2 separate regions of the Mus musculus genome follow, and region 2 is linked to region 1. Evidence: chromatin contacts called from ENCODE POLR2A ChIA-PET data. All regions are on one chromosome and are shown on one strand. Each heading gives the region's core, a stretch centred on a gene start or an enhancer-like site at or near the end of the contact. The rest is flanking DNA. Distances are from core to core; before and after follow the strand shown.

Region 1 (3,694 bases), core at 72-2,571:
CCGGCTAAAATCAATTTTTAAAAGGAACAAAAAGAAAAATCAAAAACATCTGTTACTCACTGGTTTTTCTCAAAGAATATACTTCACATTCTGTGAGGTGAACACACTGAAGCTTCTTAATAGCGTCTACTTCCCATGGAACCTTTGCCTGGGTAATCCTAGAAAGTGTGCAATGCATAACTTTCCATACTCTGTCTTTCAGATTAGCAGCGCTGAGAGTGAGATGGAACTCAATCAGCCCCTTGTGCCTGTTAGGCTAGCGCTACTGTTTCAAAACAACAAAAGTTAGCCCAGGATCACTGACTGACACCCGCTAAGCTGCAGCTCCAATCCAGAATTGGTTCCAGTAGAATCAAAACTCCCTTATTAGACAATAAGGTACCAAGGAATCAGGATTCTCTCCAAGGTTAAAGTTCCTAGGAGGCGCTACCTTCGGGGAGACGGGGAGCCCGGGGTGCACCCACCTAGACGGGCCTTCAGCAACAGATTGTTGGCCACGAAGTTCTCGAGTTCCATGATCGCTGTCCTGCGCCGTCGCTGCCGCGGTTTCCGACGTCGAACTTTTCGGAGTCGAGGCAATGGAGACGGGGAAGGCTGCGGGGAAGGAGATCCTAAACCCGCGGCAGAAGCCTCGGGGCATCCCTTGTCCTTTGAGGAACGCGGCTTCTGGACGGTGGCCCTCCGCGACAGCGACCGTCTCTGTCGCTTCTTCCTCCGCCTCCTCCGGGGTCGCCACAACTGCCAACAGGAGCGCTGCCGTCGTCGCCGTCGCTGTCGCCGTCGCGGTCGCCGCGGAGATGGGACACGGGTAGGCTCGCTACGGGTTCCAGCTCTGTTGCTGTCCCGGCAAGGGGCTTCCGCTATCGGCGCCGGCGCGCGGTAGCTCGAGCTCCTCTCAGCATCATCGCCCAGGCCCAGGGCGCGTAACTCTCTCCTCAGCGCCGGGTCCTGGGCAGCACTCAACCTTCGCCGCGCCCTACCCTACCGAGGAGCTTACAAACTCGAGAGCGGTCTCCAGCGGCGACGGCGACAGCTCCAGCAGCGGCAGCCGCAGCCGCCAGTTAACTCGCAAGACAGCTGGGCCCCGGCTAACGGTTTTCCTCCAGAGGGAGCCCGAGAGCTCCCCTCGGGGCGGCGTCTGAGGATACTGTGGCGGCTCTCGGGACACTACAGATCCCATAAGGCCCAGCGCCAGGAAGTCGAGGAAGTGTGGCCTCCTGGGAGTTGTAGTCTTTAATCCAGTAAACTGTAGTGCCTGTTTAGTGTCATCCAGGACTTGTGTACTTCTCGCGAAATACGGGAAGCTGACGCACTCATCGCGAGACGAAGCTGGGCGTGGTTTTACATCAGCATCCTATGCACGAGTTTCTTGAACTGCTTGGTCTGTACGCACTGTCGTCCAAAGTGTGGCGGAGTGAATGTCATGGGGAAAGCCAAGCGGACTGGGGCGCGGAGGCAGGTCCACAAAGCGCCCGCAGGGGCGTCCGGAGGCCCGGCGAAAACTAACCCAAACCCATTTGAAGTGAAAGTCAACCGGCAGAAGTTCCAGATCCTTGGCAGGAAGACGCGCCACGATGTGGGCCTGCCCGGGGTGTCCCGCGCTCGTGCCATCAGGAAGGTGAGGGGATAGGCTCTACCCAGGTTCTGCGTACTATGCCCAGTGGCTAGTGAAAGCCATTTGGGGAGAAAAAGATTTATTTGGCTTACACTTATATATTTCCATCATTGAGGAAATTAGAGGCAGGAGCTGATGTAGAAGTCATGAGGGGTGCTGCTTACTGGCTTGCTCTCTATAGCTTGCTTAGCCTGCTTTCTTAAAGAACCTAGGACCGCTGCTAGCACATAGGTGGGCCCTCCGCGGTCAATCACTAATTAGTAAAATGCTCTTTGGGCTTGCTTGCAGCCCGGTCTTATGAAAGTATTTTTTTCCAATTGAAATTCCCTTCTTTCTGATGACTATACTTTGTGTCAAGTTTGCCTTAAACTAGCCAGCAAAACGATCAGGACTGAGGCATAACACTGCCTCTCCTTTGCTTGATATCGAATGCGCTTCCTCTGGAAACCCTTCCTCCTTGGGATCTTCCAGGTATACATTCTTCTTGACTCTTCTTGGAGCTTTTAGGGCCTAAGAGTCAATCTCTTCTGAGCTCTGAGCTGCCCTGTACCACTGCTCTGTATGCTTTGACCATGACAGTATTCGTCCCGTGGATAGGGTTTACAGAGTATGCTCTTTGAATGTTTGGAAATTGTCCTTCCTCTGAATTTCATGAGCTTGTCCCTTGGGAAGTCACTGGAATAGTACCTTTTGGGGATAACCTCATAGCTTCCATCCTTGTTCTTATGGCCCCATCTCAAGAGTATATTGTACCTTCCTTTCAAAACCAGTTCAACAAATGGCATTCTCTATGTAACTGCTGACGTTCGTTTGACTTTAAAAAATAAAAGTTTGTGAGTGCCGTTTGTGCTGTGGCTTTAATCTCTGGGGAATCGGAGACAGGTGGATCTCTGAGTTTAAGGGCTTTATGGTGAGACTCAAAACTTCCAGTTGAGTCTCAAAAAATAAATAAAAGAAATGAGTAAGTAAAAGGCAATTCATGGTTACTTTGAGAAAATTAATAGGTTAGACTTATTGGTAATGTTTGTAAAGGGGATAAGTAAGACCTAGCCTTTGCCCTTCACAGCTACAAATCTGTACTTTGTTACAAAGGATCCAGTTTACATGAGATCTTTAGATTGAAGGAAATTTCTTTTTTAAAAAAACTTAATTACTAATTTTATTTTAAATTTAATTTAAATTTTATTTTTAATACATTTATATTATAAATAATAAATAAATAAATAATAACCTCACCACTATGGTATTTGATCACATCTGGGTCTGTCCTTAAAGGGAATCGCATTGTAACTTTGTAAGGAAATTTCTTTTTCTTTTTGCTCTTTCGAGACAGTGTTTCTCTGTGTAGCCCTGGCTGTCTTGGGAACTCACTCTGTAGACCAGGCTGACTTGGAACTCAGAAATCCGCCTGCCTCTGCCTCCCAAGTGCTGGGATCAAAGGTGTGCGCCACCACTGCCCAGCAGGAAATTTCTTTTGAATTGGGTAAAATATCCATACTGCAAGGAGCTGACACTGTCCTGTGTATGTCCTGTATGTGGTTCAATGCATGCATTATAAAAAATACAAATGACTGTCTAATAATTCACCAGTATAAACTATAGGCCAAGGATGGCAGAGAGGACATTTGAAAATAGAATAATGTGGCATCTAACAGAACCACATCAGCTGTTTCTAATTAAGCCTTGAGTTTCATGCAGTATACCTGCCACATGTACTGGTTATTAGCATTAAATAAAGTGGCAAACTGTATTCTTCTCAACTTTACAACCCCTTCTGGTGGCCACCTCAGTGAAGATTATAGAGATTTTATGTGAGAATCATTGATGTGTGATGTGTTTTCCAGAGAACCCAAACTTTACTAAAGGAGTACAAAGAAAGGAACAAGTCCAATGTGTTCGCAGACAAACGCTTTGGGGAGTATAATAGCAACATAAGCCCAGAGGAAAAGATGATGAAGAGATTTGCTCTGGAGCAACAGGTATGGAAAAAGAATGGCAGGGACGTCTTTGCTCTAAACTTTACACAAGGCCCGCCATGGTGAAGGGTGCTTCTCCTTGTTCACCTCTGAGTGGTTTGCC
Region 2 (3,959 bases), core at 430-2,929, 290 kb before region 1:
TGACTAGTAAGTGTTTGCAGGGTTTCCAGCAAACACACAAAAAGAAAGAAAAGGGGGTGGGGACGCTGCAACCACCATCATGCACTTGCTGCCAGAGCAAGGCAAGGAGCCCACAACCAAGGCAGCCAGATGGGACCAGCATGCTGGGCCTGTCTCAGATACAGATGTCAAATGACAACAGGATTAGAAACACAGGGCTCAGCCTCAACCTCTCCTACCTCTGGGATCCTTGCAGGAGCTACTGCAGCAGCCAGGTCACCAGGCTCGGTGTCACCTTTGTGACTACCCACGCTCCCACCCTCTGAGGTTGTTGTTCTAAACAGAATGCAAAAAGTGAGCCAGCCCTTGACACAGGGGATGACCACAAAGTGCCTCATGTCACAAGCTGGCAACTCCACGATGCACTGCAATTTGGTCTACTCAGTATAAACCCTGCCTTCTGACTCCTGCGCCAAGACTGGCAACACACAGGCCACCCCAAGTCTGAGGGCCTTTCCTCAGCTCCGGTATTTGCTGATCTCCTTTGCCAGCTCTCCAGCCTTTCATCTTTCCTGTCAGAAGCAACCCTCCTCCTTTGTCCCACTGAGGTAGGTTCCAAGAAACTTCACAGAAATGGCCTTGCATCCTTTAAAGATCCATCCTACTCCAGAGTCTTACCTAAGCCATTCCCTCTACCCCGTGACTTTCTCTATCCCAGCAGTGTGCCTGAAGTCCAGATCCTGCCAGCCTGAGTACTTGGTACTTGTCATCCAGCCCCCCCCCCCCAAATAAAAAGATGTAACATTTTTATCCCAGTTTTTCTGGAGAAATTGTCCTGCTGACAACTGTGCTTTCTTCAGAAACTTTTAGAATGTAAGCAGGCCCTTGATTCACAATTGATTTTGCTTCTCTCCCCTCTCCCACACACCAGTTGCTTGATGTAGGCTCAAGGCTTCCTCACCAGGGCGACCTCCATCTACACTCCATCTGAGGCCTTTTCAGGAACCTGGGCCCCTCCATTTGTATTCTATTGGTCAAAGCCCCTCTGTTTACACTCCAGGGGTTGGGCCCTAGCTACACACCACCCCTTCATCTACACTTCACAGCTGAGCCCTTATTACACTCTACAATTCTGCGCACACACACACACACAGTCCACAGGTTTGGGGCCCCTCTATCTACACTCTGAACCCCCTTGTCTACACTTCCCAGCTCTAACCCCTCCAGCTATTCTCGATGCTCGCTCGCTGTGGGCTGCCCTGCGTTCTTGCCCTACATTTCCTCAGTTCGGGTCCTTGGATACGGTCTCTGCCCAAACAATGAGACCGCGGGCTGAGTTGGACATTAAAGTCCCCTCATGGCCAGCCGGGCCGGCTTCTGAGCCGGGTCAGATCCCGCCCGAGTCCGGTGGGCTGCAGCCCTGCGGAACCCGCACATCCGGCCTGCGCGGGACCCCGGCCGCAGCCCGCGCGGGCAAGTTCCCGGAGTCCCGCGCGAACAAAGAAGGCGCGGGCGGTGCCCGAGCTCGGCCCCACGGCCGCAGGAGGACAAGGCCGGGCCGGGCGGGGGCGCGCGCCAGAGAAGAAAGACGCGCGAGGAGGCGCGCCGGCTCCGCTCACCTACCGGGCCGCCGCTTGCTCCCGCCGGGCGCCCGCCGAAAGCATCAACGGTCACCGCCGTCGCCGGGCCGGGGGCGGGGCTCCGGGAGGGGCAGGGTCCGGCCCCTGAGAGAGGAGCTCCGACTCCTGGGGGTGGGGCCCAGGGCCTAGGGGGCGGGGCTCTGGGGGCGGGACCCGTGAGGGGCGGGTCAGGCCGTTGTGCGCTTCGGGACTCTGACCCCGCGGGTCCTGCTTCTGGGGGTGTGGCTCCTGGAAGGGTGGGGAGTTCAGCCGCTTTTGGAGGGTGTGATTTGGGCTCTTGGTGGGGCTCATTCGAGATTCACCAAGTTTAGGATTTTGGTGGAGTCAGGTTTTGGGGGACGGAGCTGGATGAGGGGATAGATCAGGTCGTTGGACAGCTGGAGTCAGGGACCAACGGGATCCGGCTTCTGGGGGCCGGGCTCCTGGAGAGCAAAGTCCGCCCTACTGGACAGTGGCTCGGGGTCAGGCGGGATCGGACTCCTAGCACAGAAGCGCTCAAGAAGTAGGGACTTGCCTGGGACTGAAGACCTAACGGAAAGCTCAACATCCAGGGCTTAAGGCTAGACGGAGGCGGGGCGGAGCATGGAGGCCGGGGCGGGACTTCCGCCTTGGTCCAGCTGAGGGGTTGAGCTACCCTACTAAATCGCAAAAGCCAGATGGGTTTCTTTTTTGAATGGTTGCAGAGAGCTGGGATGTGTGATCTTCTTCACGTGCAGAGAGAGACCACTTCGTCCTCCTTCAAGGGGCAGCTCTGAGACACGATGCATTTGTGAGGAAAGTTTCCCACCTGCCAGGAGAGGGGTCATCTACCTGAGGGCGTGCATTTGAGATGGAGAGAAATACATCAATCCTGTCCCAAGCACCACTCAGGCTATGATACAATAGTTGCACAAACTGGTTTTATAGTTCCTACGCCCAACCTTTTCAGAACATTGGACCTTGTCTACCTCAAGGAGACCTTTCTTTGGTGAAAGACGTCAAGGGCAGAATTCCCCTTCCCTTCCCACATTGACTTCCGAGCAGCCACAGCGTCTTCAGAAGTTTCATTCCCAGTTAGAAACTAGCTAAAGTACTTTCAGAAAACAGGAAACTGGGCATTTTACTTAAAAAGTTTAGACCAGGAATTCACTGCCTAGGCCCTCTTTTTCTCAAACACCAGCCCCAGCCTGGTTCAAGCTTCTTGGTCTTGAGATTAAATCATCATAAAAACCCCATAGCTGTAACCTTTAACACTCACTTCCTCCCTAAATTCAGGAAATGTAAGTCACGACTGGTAGTCCCTCCAGTGTTTCCAGGACAGTAAACCCTGTGTTCTTGTCAGTGTGCAGCTTCGTTTCACTGCATAGGTAGATGTATTGACTGTCAATGTGTCTTGAGTAGGAAGCCCTGTGACACTGAGGCCAATGGAGTAACAGAGCCCTATTTCTATGCATGTGGTACCCCCTCACACCTCTTCTCTCAGCCTGGCCTCAATGACCTCCTTCAAGCTCAAAATCTCTCTGCTTACTTTCTTGGCCCTGCTTCTTCCTCTCCTGTCTTTTCCCCCTTTAAACATTCATTGCTGATCCATTCTACAGCCAGCAGTCAACCCTGCTAGGTAGCACAGCGTTGTCGTTTTGTGTGGGTCACTGCTCTTTCTGCTTTCTCCCCTATCCCATGACCACTCTTATCTTACTTCCAGCCCTAGAGATGCTGACAGTCCTCTTGTTGCCTGTCACCCTGACCCTCTGTGCCCTTGTGGAACCTCAACTATAAAGGACCTAATGTCAATAAGCTATCCCAGCGTACAAAAAGGGAGGTAGGGAGAAGGCAGAGGACCTTTGAAGGAAGCACAACCAGGCCAGAAGGAAGCAGGCCACAGGGGGCTGCCTCCCAGAGCTGTGGGAGACACCAAGAAGGACGGAGAGCAGCCAGCAGAGGCTGTGAAAGGCGTCCAGCATAGGGGTCTTTTTTGCTTTTCATTTCCTCCACACTGGGCTGCATTCCAGGTGCCTTATAGACTTGATGTAGGAACAGGGACGAAAGCTCAAGTCCCCAAGCCTGGATCCTCAGGCTGGCGAAGAAGCTAGTCACTGTGAAATCTCTATTCCTCCAGCCAAGATCCTTCATGTGGTCATGGATGGGCAGACCATGCTCAGCCCATGTTCTGTCCCTTTACTGCCCCTAGGTTGCTATCTCCCAGATTTCTGTTCCTCTCTGGTAGCACCTTTACAAGGGCAAACATGCAGGGTCAAAAACAGCCAGAAGTCAGTCACCTGTCTAAATTATCAGGCAAGGAGTTAGGAGGTGGGTTCAGCCATGGTGGCCACATGAGGAGCCCATACTGGACAAGTTAAGTTT

What was found. ChIA-PET counts read pairs that join two places held with the same protein, here RNA polymerase II (POLR2A).
Region 2: POLR2A ChIA-PET joins it to region 1 with 21 read pairs in embryonic stem cell. The contact joins the promoter of Rgs12 here to the promoter of Nop14 in region 1. POLR2A ChIA-PET finds 5 or more read pairs at or near these places in 4 of 5 experiments (Patski and embryonic stem cell).

The regions. Positions count from the first base shown.
Region 1 is chr5:34,657,775-34,661,468 of GRCm38, reverse strand. It overlaps Nop14 (NOP14 nucleolar protein), which reads left to right and starts at 1,321. Exons shown (of 18, transcript NM_029278.2): 1 at 1,321-1,618; 2 at 3,460-3,594. The coding sequence starts at 1,424. Grk4 (G protein-coupled receptor kinase 4) reads right to left here and starts at 1,090. Exons shown (of 16, transcript NM_019497.2): 1 at 465-1,090. The coding sequence starts at 516.
Region 2 is chr5:34,947,168-34,951,126 of GRCm38, reverse strand. It overlaps Rgs12 (regulator of G-protein signaling 12), which reads right to left and starts at 1,679. Exons shown (of 17, transcript NM_173402.2): 1 at 1,603-1,679.